3 separate regions of the Homo sapiens genome follow, and regions 1 and 2 are each linked to region 3. Evidence: chromatin contacts called from ENCODE Hi-C data. All regions are on one chromosome and are shown on one strand. The core of a region is the stretch at or near the end of the contact, and the rest is flanking DNA. Distances in the headings are between cores, read along the strand shown. Region 1 overlaps LOC105378275 (a long non-coding RNA gene). Region 2 holds the start of NCOA4 (nuclear receptor coactivator 4). Region 3 holds the start of TMEM72-AS1 (TMEM72 antisense RNA 1).

What was found. A loop is a pair of places that touch in the nucleus more often than their neighbours do. Pooled maps may share reads with other maps.
Region 1: a loop to region 3 is called in a pooled map, with 2.6 times the contacts of the local background. The contact joins the enhancer-like site here to the promoter of TMEM72-AS1 in region 3. A Hi-C loop is called at or near these places in 5 of 50 pooled maps.
Region 2: a map of CD14-positive monocyte shows a loop between it and region 3 (4-fold over the local background). The contact joins the promoter of NCOA4 here to the promoter of TMEM72-AS1 in region 3. A Hi-C loop is called at or near these places in 1 of 168 maps with a recorded cell type or tissue (CD14-positive monocyte), 3 of 37 single-sample maps with no recorded cell type and 7 of 50 pooled maps.

Annotation. Positions count from the first base shown.
Region 1 is chr10:43,815,553-43,818,252 of GRCh38, forward strand. All of the region lies in intron 2 of LOC105378275 (a long non-coding RNA gene), which reads left to right. Among named protein-coding and RNA genes, the nearest start is that of LINC00619, 28 kb to the right of the region's middle. RefSeq lists a silencer at 1,015-1,215. Within about 2 kb of position 1,267, at least 14 of the 41 ENCODE cell types and tissues checked have a DNase peak (open chromatin) inside an H3K27ac peak, as active enhancers do.
Region 2 is chr10:46,029,277-46,032,053 of GRCh38, forward strand. It overlaps NCOA4 (nuclear receptor coactivator 4), which reads right to left and starts at 1,347. Exons shown (of 10, transcript NM_001145263.2): 1 at 1,250-1,347. It overlaps LOC105378287 (a long non-coding RNA gene), which reads left to right and starts at 1,499. Exons shown (of 3, transcript XR_945923.4): 1 at 1,499-1,591. RefSeq lists a silencer at 873-962 and an enhancer at 1,323-1,392.
Region 3 is chr10:44,958,302-44,961,123 of GRCh38, forward strand. It overlaps TMEM72-AS1 (TMEM72 antisense RNA 1), which reads right to left and starts at 1,388. Exons shown (of 8, transcript NR_033842.1): 1 at 1,291-1,388. RASSF4 (Ras association domain family member 4) reads left to right here and starts at 1,501. Exons shown (of 11, transcript NM_032023.4): 1 at 1,501-1,565. RefSeq lists an enhancer at 1,180-1,474 and a silencer at 1,252-1,471.

The DNA.
Region 1 (2,700 bases), core at 17-2,516, 1.1 Mb before region 3:
AAAATACTTGCCAAACAAGTCAGAAGAAGAACATGTCACTATTGTAAAGCCAGGGATTACAAATCTGTCACCAAAATGCCACTCAGTGGAAAAATTGACAACACACATGGCAGTCCACAGAGAAAGAAAAGACTAAATAATAAAGAGACAGCATAGGATTGCTCACCACTGAGCCTGGAAAAAGGTAAACTGTCCCACATTAGCCAGTGTGGCAAGGTAGGGGGAGGGCCTCTGATGCTTTGGGAGAGCAACTTTGTGCAATGGCAAGTGTGTGGTATTACCTGTAAAGGCAAAAGACGGAACGTACCTAAATGCCAATCTAGAGGGACTTGGGAAAATGCATGATCATTCTTCTCTAAAATAAAATACAACGCAGTTTTGAAAAAGAATGAGTGAGTCTGAATGTGCTGAAATGTATTGTTATAGCAAAGAAACTTGGATTCAGAAGAGTAGGCACTGACTGCTCTAATTTGATATGAAAAGGATACGAACGCAATGAACACAAGTGAATACATGGGCTTACATATGTGTAAGATGTCTGGAGGCCCAAAAAAACTATTCATGATGGTTACCTCTCGCAAGGAATCTGGGGGTCTGGTTGTGAGGGAGATTTGCTATCATTTTTAAATATTTAGATTTTTTTAACACGCGCTTGCCCTACTTTAAATGAAAGAGGATTGGATGACACCTTGAGAATGCATCTGATGTACGAAACATTCATGTTTGTTAAACAAATATAATAGGACATGTCTCTTGGAAATCAATTATGATTTGCAAAGTTGGCCCCCTAAGTTCCTAAGTTTTGTAAAAATTTGAATTCAATTCCATTATACTTTCAAATTTGGGGAGCAGGTGGTTAGCAATCCAGATGTGAGAGGAACTGCATGCCAGCAGTCACTTTCAGTTTTAAGGAGAGAGGCTGACTAACCTCGGTGAGAGGGCCCTTAACAGAGAATGGCGGATGTGGCTGGGGAGAGAAAGCCGCAGACACTGCTTACAGCTTTTCCTGTCACACAGGGACTCTTGCTCAGCCTCTGCTCCTTTTCCTTCGGCCTCTTAGGGATGCACATTTTTAAATGATTCTCTGCTACTCTTCTGCACTGAGAATGACTTTTGTTTCTAACGTTTTTGGTATAAGATTTTCAATTATTTCCTCCGCCCTTTGTCTGACCCAGGTTGGAGTCTATGTCTTCTTCCTAGATCTTCCCACAGTTTTGGCTGTGAGGCCATTGTGGGAGTCCCACAGAAACAGGTTGCAGCCTAGTCACTGAGCAATTGCTCATATATCCTTTGTGAGTTCCGAGAATGCCGAGAGCTTTCCAGAGTAGTCTGGAGATAACATCCTGGACCTGTCCACACTTACTTTTGAAACAAAGCAGATGTGCCATAATTAGTGGTTGGTTCCATATTTTTTGGAAGACGTAATATTTTTTCCTGAAAGAATGCACAGAACAGATGCATTCCACTGCAGCAGGCTGAGTGTTGTAACAGGAACATGCACAGGAGTTTATGGGAATGGAGGTGAAGGAGACTGGGAAGGGTGCAAAGGAGGAGGATGAATTGTCCAAGTGGAAAGTGGTCCCAGAACAGAATTAGAGAAGGCGGAGGTATGACAGAGTGGAAAACAGCCTCTAATGGAATAGGCCAACTAGGTTAAAAACACACATGTAAGAAGCTCCCAGGGGCCTCTGCACTAACAAGGGATCTTGAGGATATGAGAGTGATGGGGATGTTTTCCACTCCTTCCCTTCTGCTAAGTCATTCCCTTTGGGCACAGAGAGACCTGGCTCTAAGGTAGAGTTCCTACACTCACCAGGTGTGTGTCAATATGGAAATCTCTCCTTTTCTAGAGACCCCACTTCCTCATCAGCAAAATGTAAATATTTAGCACCAGTTTCACAAAATCTTGTGCCTGGCACGTAGTAGTTGCTCAATAAATATAAGCTTCCATTTTCTCTCATGAATTCCTTTAGTGTAAGTACTACTTGTTCATCCACTTGGCATTCAAAGTCTTCCGTGTTTTGAATCACTCATCACACAAACGTGACCTTCTAATGTCTCTGAATGCTAGACTTTGACTTTAATAATAGAAATGACTAATAATATCTTAGCAAGACACTTCTAACTCGGAGTTAGATCCTTCTATCATATGCACCCTGTGATGCAGCTGGCCTAGGACCACTATGGTCCCCAAGAGACAGATGCAGAAATGGAGGCCAAGGCCCAAGTGCCTTGAAAGGCCACTAAGTTAGTGACCAGCTAGCCAGGACTCAACCCACTGACTCTCTTGCCTGAGGTGGCTACAGTCCTTGTCCGGCAGGTCATTAAACATCAAAATCACAGGGTTCTTCCTTTCCAAACGTTCTTACTTTTTTGCCTGTGGAAACCTATTCATTTTCAGGGTCCATCTTTTTTTGTGTGTGTGTAAGACAGGGTCTTGCGCTCTTACCCAGGCTGGAGTTCAGTGGTGTGATCTCAGCTCACTGCAACCTCGACCTCCTGGGCTCAAGTGATCCTCCCACTTCAGCCTCCTGAGTAGCTGGGAATACAGGCACACACCACCATGCCTGGCTAATTTTTTTTTCATTTTTGTAGAGATAGGGTTTCTTCATGGTGGGCCCAGGCTGGTCTTGAACTCCTGGGCTCAAGCAATCCTCCTTCTTCAGCCTCCCAAAGTGCTGGGATTACAGGCATGAGCCA
Region 2 (2,777 bases), core at 97-2,596, 1.1 Mb after region 3:
AAAGGAGAAAATGAAAGGAACGTTATTGTGCTGGACTTTACATACATAATCTCATTTACTTATCTGAACAAATCTGCAAGCTAGCAAATCTTCAAATGAGAAAACCAAGTAAATTGCCTAAGCCACTGCATCCTTAGGGTAAGTCTTTCTCAAACGGTCTCAAGTACTTTAAAGTTTGGAAATGTCACACTAGGATCTCGGTATAAAAATGGGCCAACTATGACTTCCTGTGCCATCCTCATTCCAATAAGTAACTCAAGAGTCTCTATAAACTTAGTTCCAAATTACCAAGTGCGTGGTGGAAAGCTAAGTCCATCCAAAAGGCAATTACTGTGGTGAACCCGACCCTGATTAGAAAGTGACACAAAAAGGCACAGTTAAAAGTAAAAAAGCTCTGCCTTTGGGGTCAGATAAATTCAGCACTCTGACTTCTGTCATTCTACTTCTGCCATTCTTGATGGCATCATTCCATGTTAAATCCCGTGCCACGTAAGATTATGATTATTGTTTTCCCCACAACAAGAATTTAGTTCCATGAGAATTAGGTGTCCATTTTTTTCATTGCTATCCTCAACATCCTGAACATACAGGCACCAAATAAATGATTGCTGGTGGAATGAACCAATGAATGAGCAAGCCTTACTCTTCTCAGCTGTAAAACAGAGATAATCAAGCTACTTTTCGGGATTATTGGGAGAATTAAATGTGACAGTATGTGTTTGGCACACAGAGGGCCAAAAAAACCCAATATCTTCTTTGCATTTCCACCTGACAAGCTAGAAATGGATTATGTTCTGTGCCCGTCCGGCAAAACAGACCTCGCCTCGCCCCACATCCAAGCAAGAGGCGAGAGAAACAGGAAACTTGGAGCTGTCACACCTAAAGAGAGGGGAAGGCCGGCGGGGAGCAGGAGGTGTCCGAGCCGGGTGTGAGGAGGGTCGGGGAGGAAAGGACAGGCCCACGGCCGGGCACGAGGAGGGTCGGGGAGGAAAAGACAAGCCCGGGCCCGGCGTGTGGCGGGAAGGCGAGAACGTAGGCCCGGGCCCGGCGTGTGGCCGGAAGGGGAGAAGACAGGCCCGGGCCCGGCGGGCAGGCAGGAAGAGGTGCCCGGGCCTGGCGTGTGGAGGGGAGGGAAGGGAAGGAGAAGGCAGACCGGTCCCGGTGTCGGTCGGGTCGGGAAGGGGCGGACAAGCCCGGGCCCAGCGGGCCAGCGGTCATCGAGCCTCCACCCGGCCCACAGCGTTCTTACCAGGTCCGAGTGCCTCTCCAGGCGATCCGAGGAGACCTTGGGTGGACTGAGACACGGCCCCACACTAACCTACGGCCCAAAGGCAGAGTTCTCGCGACAACACAATCTTCCTCCCACACCTCTCGCCATACGTCTGACAGTCTCGCGAGATCTCCGCTCGGGTCAGCCAGAAGCCCTTGACTGCCCTCTAGGAGGCGCAGAGCGCAGGCGCACACTCCCTCCCCGCCCTTGCAGTGTCCTTTAGTCCTTCGTGAATAAATCGAAATTAAATGAAGCAAATGCTTTTTTGAAGGCAAATTTGGTGCCAAGGACCATCCTAAGTGATTCAGATGGCCTCACAAGGTAGATATTATTTAGTTTGAACATTCAGATGCAAAAATGAATATCGTAAGACACAAAAGGCCATATGTTGTATGATTCCACCTTTGCCACATTTGTTTTTCTAAGGATTGAGTTAATAGGCCGGGAGCAGTGGCTCACGCCTGTAATCCCAGCACGTTGGGGGCCGAGGCGGGCGAATCACGAGGTCGGAAGATGGAGAGCATCCTGGCTAACACGGTGAAACTCCTTCTCTACTAAAAATACAAAAAAATTAGCCAGGCGTGGTGGCTCGCGCGTATAGCCTCAGCTATTCGGGAGGCTGAGGCAGAACTGCCTGAACCTGGGAGGCAGAGGTTGCAGTGAGCCGAGATCGCTCCACTGCACTCCAGCCCGGGCGACAGAGCAAGACTCCGTCTCAAAAAAAAAAAAAAAAAAAATTGAGTAAATAAATAAATGGCAGAACCCAGATTCTTTTTTTCTTTTCTTTTTTCTTTGAGACAGGGTCTGACTCTGTCGCTCAGGCGCAGTGGCGCAATCTCGGCTTGCTGTAACCTCTGCCTCCTGTGTTCAAGCGATTCTCCTGCCTCAACCTGCTGAGTAGCTGGGATTACAGACATGCGCCATGATGCCCGGTTTTTAAATTTTTTTGTAGAGACAGGGTCTTGCTGTGTTACCCAGACTGGTCTCAAAGTCCTGGGCACAAGCGATCCTCCCACCTGATCTAGGATTACAAGCATGAGCCACCACGTCCAGCCTACAGCCCAGATTATAACCCACATTATTTACTTGTGACTAGATGTTAAATAGCACTTCTTTCTGTCTCAGTTTTGACAGAGGTCCTCCATACTCAGTTGCCAACTGCTTCCCCACATTCCGCAGCAAAGGAGGTGATCATAGCAGGGTTTTATGGATCTCATCCAAGAGTGACTCTGCTACAAGGGGCAAGGCAACCTCATTAGAAAACAATAGGAGACATAGATTACGATGCAGAAGCTAAGATAACAGTCATAGGCTGTGAGTGGAAGGGGAGCTGTGGAGAGAGAAGCCCACAAAAGTCCCATGAGGAAGTCAGCCTAGAACATGACCTCAGGCAGAAGGAGCCCTTAACTCTCCTGTCCCCCATTCCCTCTCAATTCAGATGCAGCCCCTGGAATGAGACTTTGTGTAACTCAAAATGTAACTCAGACCACTTTTTTAAATTATCTGA
Region 3 (2,822 bases), core at 138-2,637:
TGGGGTTGCTGTCCCAAACCCAGTCCTCACTCAGAGCCAGTCATGGCCCTGTGAACAGCATTAATTAGGTCAGAGAGAATGATTCACACTCGAGTTCTGGAGAGCCCAGGGAAACTGTTATGTCACCCTGGTGCTATGTTTACTTCTCCTATCAGGAGTGATTAAATTCTTAGGATCTCATGCTCAGAGGTTGACAGTTATATTGAATTTTACCCACTTTTAAAAAACCTTTGGAAGCACCCGATTATTTGTCTCAGCTTTGATGAGGGCTGTGGAAGAGCAAATGTGTCATGACAAGTCACCAACCACAGGGAGCCTCAGAGCTGTCAAAGGATGGGCCATTCTCCAAAAATTCAAGCAAACGCAGAAACGGGAGGGCCCCTGGACTGGGTATCTTCAGTCCTGTCACTTTTTGCAGGTGGGGGTTCCAACATAAGTCATACAGCAGCCATACAAGCATTAGCACAGCCCCTCTAAGTCGAAGTTCAGGGACCCATGAGACTCAAATCCCAGGCTGATTTTGGTGCATATGGCCACCTGCACTTTCTAGAAGATCCATATCAGATTCTAAAATGGCCATGAGACCCTAAAAATATTAGGAAACGCACACTGAATGAAACTAAAATGATTTATGTTAGGGGTGGGAGAGAACAGGTCCAGAGGTCAGAGCTGGGAATCGTGAGGTAAAGCAGAAATTGCAAATGTTTTCCATCAACCCCATCCCCCACCTTGACACCCCCACACCCCAGAAACACTGAACTGTTCCCAGTTCCCCAAATGGCTTGTGGTTTTCTGTCCTCTCTGCCTCCGTGCTGGCAAATATTCGTCCAGGAGGCAGTGACTGGGAGAGAAAGACTAACTTCTTATTCACCAGATCGGATTTCTTAAACAATAAGGAGTTCTAAGAGGCCATGCCAAGCAAACGGCCAGACTGTACAAAGGTGCCCCTTGAGCAATAAATAGCAAATGCTCTGGGCTTTACTGATAAGCCTCCCCAGACTCCAAGCCCCACCAGGCATGCAGACAAGTGCCTGCAGTGATTGCAGCGCCTGCGCAGCGGCCCTTGTTGGAAGTCCAGGAGTCCGCGCTACCCCGCAAAGTCCCTGGCCGCTGCCCGCACACCGAACCTCTCGGGGCTGAGTCGGGCTGCTTTCTCCTCGCGTCCCGGGGCGCCCTCGGGAACTCGGGAGCGCGCGGCGAGCTGAACAATGGCCTGGGGACACCTGGCAGGTCGCAGGCCCCAAATCTTCCCCGCCGCCCCTAGGCCACCGCCCTGCACCCGGAACCTACCGGCGTTCCCAGAGCGGGGCGGACGGGGCGGTGCCATTGGCCGGTGCGGAGTGAGGGGCGTGCTCGGGGCGGGACGGAGAGACCGGGGCGGCACCTTTGGCCGTGCCGGGCGAGAGGCGGGGAGCGGGGCGGGGCGAGGGGCGAGGGGCGGGGCGAGGGGCGGGCCTGGCCCCGAGCAGCTGAAGCCTGGGGTCAGCAGGCGCTGCGGGCGCAGCTCCGGTGCAAGCGAGGACACGACACATGCAGTGGCTTCTGGACTGCGCGATGACTGGACGGTGAGTGATGAACGAGCAGGAGAGTGCTTGGGCGTCCATGGAGCATCCCCTCCGACCCAGGACTGCCACCAGGCAGGGACGCTGAAGCCTGGGCACTTGTGCCCTTCGGCCGCAGCGCGCAGGGTCCCTCCCCCGCCAGCCTGGCGCATTGCGGGCCTCGGGCTCATTGCTGAGAGGGGGCACTGCGCCTGGCACCTCTGTTAAGCAATTTAGGGGCTACAACCTGAGCAAGACAGATGAGCCCGGCCACTGGCTACACCTTTTTTGTTCACCTTGTCCTTAACCAGTTTCCTAGAAGCACTGATCCTAGAGTTGGGGAGAGAGCCTAGAGGCCTCTGGCACAACTCTGATTTCACTGATGGAAATCGAACGCCAAGATAATAGCAGCAGGGGGGGTCTGTCTCACAATCGCTGTCTGTAGAGGGCTCGCCTTGCTCTGGGCCAAGTGCTTTAACACGATATGCCTCTTACTCCTCACAGCAAGTGAGAGTCCTACTTTCGTTATCCCCTTTTCAGATGTGAAAACTGAGGCTTAAAGAGTTATAAAATTGTCCACCTTTACCGGATGAGTTGGTGATGGAGCCAGGATTTGAACCCAGGGCTTGTTGTGCCCCTGAGTCTCTTGCTCTTCACCCTTAGTCTCCGAAGGTCAGCCTGCCTGCTGCCCTGCTCTTCTGGGCTCCTGACTCCGGTCCCATCCTGCACTTCCCACTTCCAAAACATGCCTCAGTGTTTTCATTAACCTGGCACGGCGGAGGGAGGGAGGCCTCCTCTCACACCAGAATCAGTGCCCAGGCCAGGGCCAGCACTTTCTTAAAACACAGTAAGGACAGCTTCAGGAGCCCCATTTCACATAGGAATTAAATAAGGTCGCACAGCAAATAAGGGCTGGGCTTCTGGAATTTGAACCCAAGCAGGTTAGACTCCAAAGCTATGCTTTGCACTCACAGAGGAGCCCCTCGCTGGCTTTGCTGTAGTTTAACTGCCCACAGTACTAAGGTGTCAATCAGGATTTGTTGCCAGAAACCATTTTTTTTTAAGTTAGAAGTGAATTGGTGAAGTAACAGGTAAATGTAGACCATCCTGCCTTCTGTTCCTCTGTGTGGTTCCTTAGCTACTTCTGCCAGGACAGCAGGTTAGGGGAGAAGACAGGAAGGGAGAGGGTCAGAGGAGAAAGAGGAAGGGAGGGAAGAGGAGAGATGAAACTCATTAAACTTAGGTTAAAAAAATGCTGGCCGGAAATTGTCATGGGCTGTT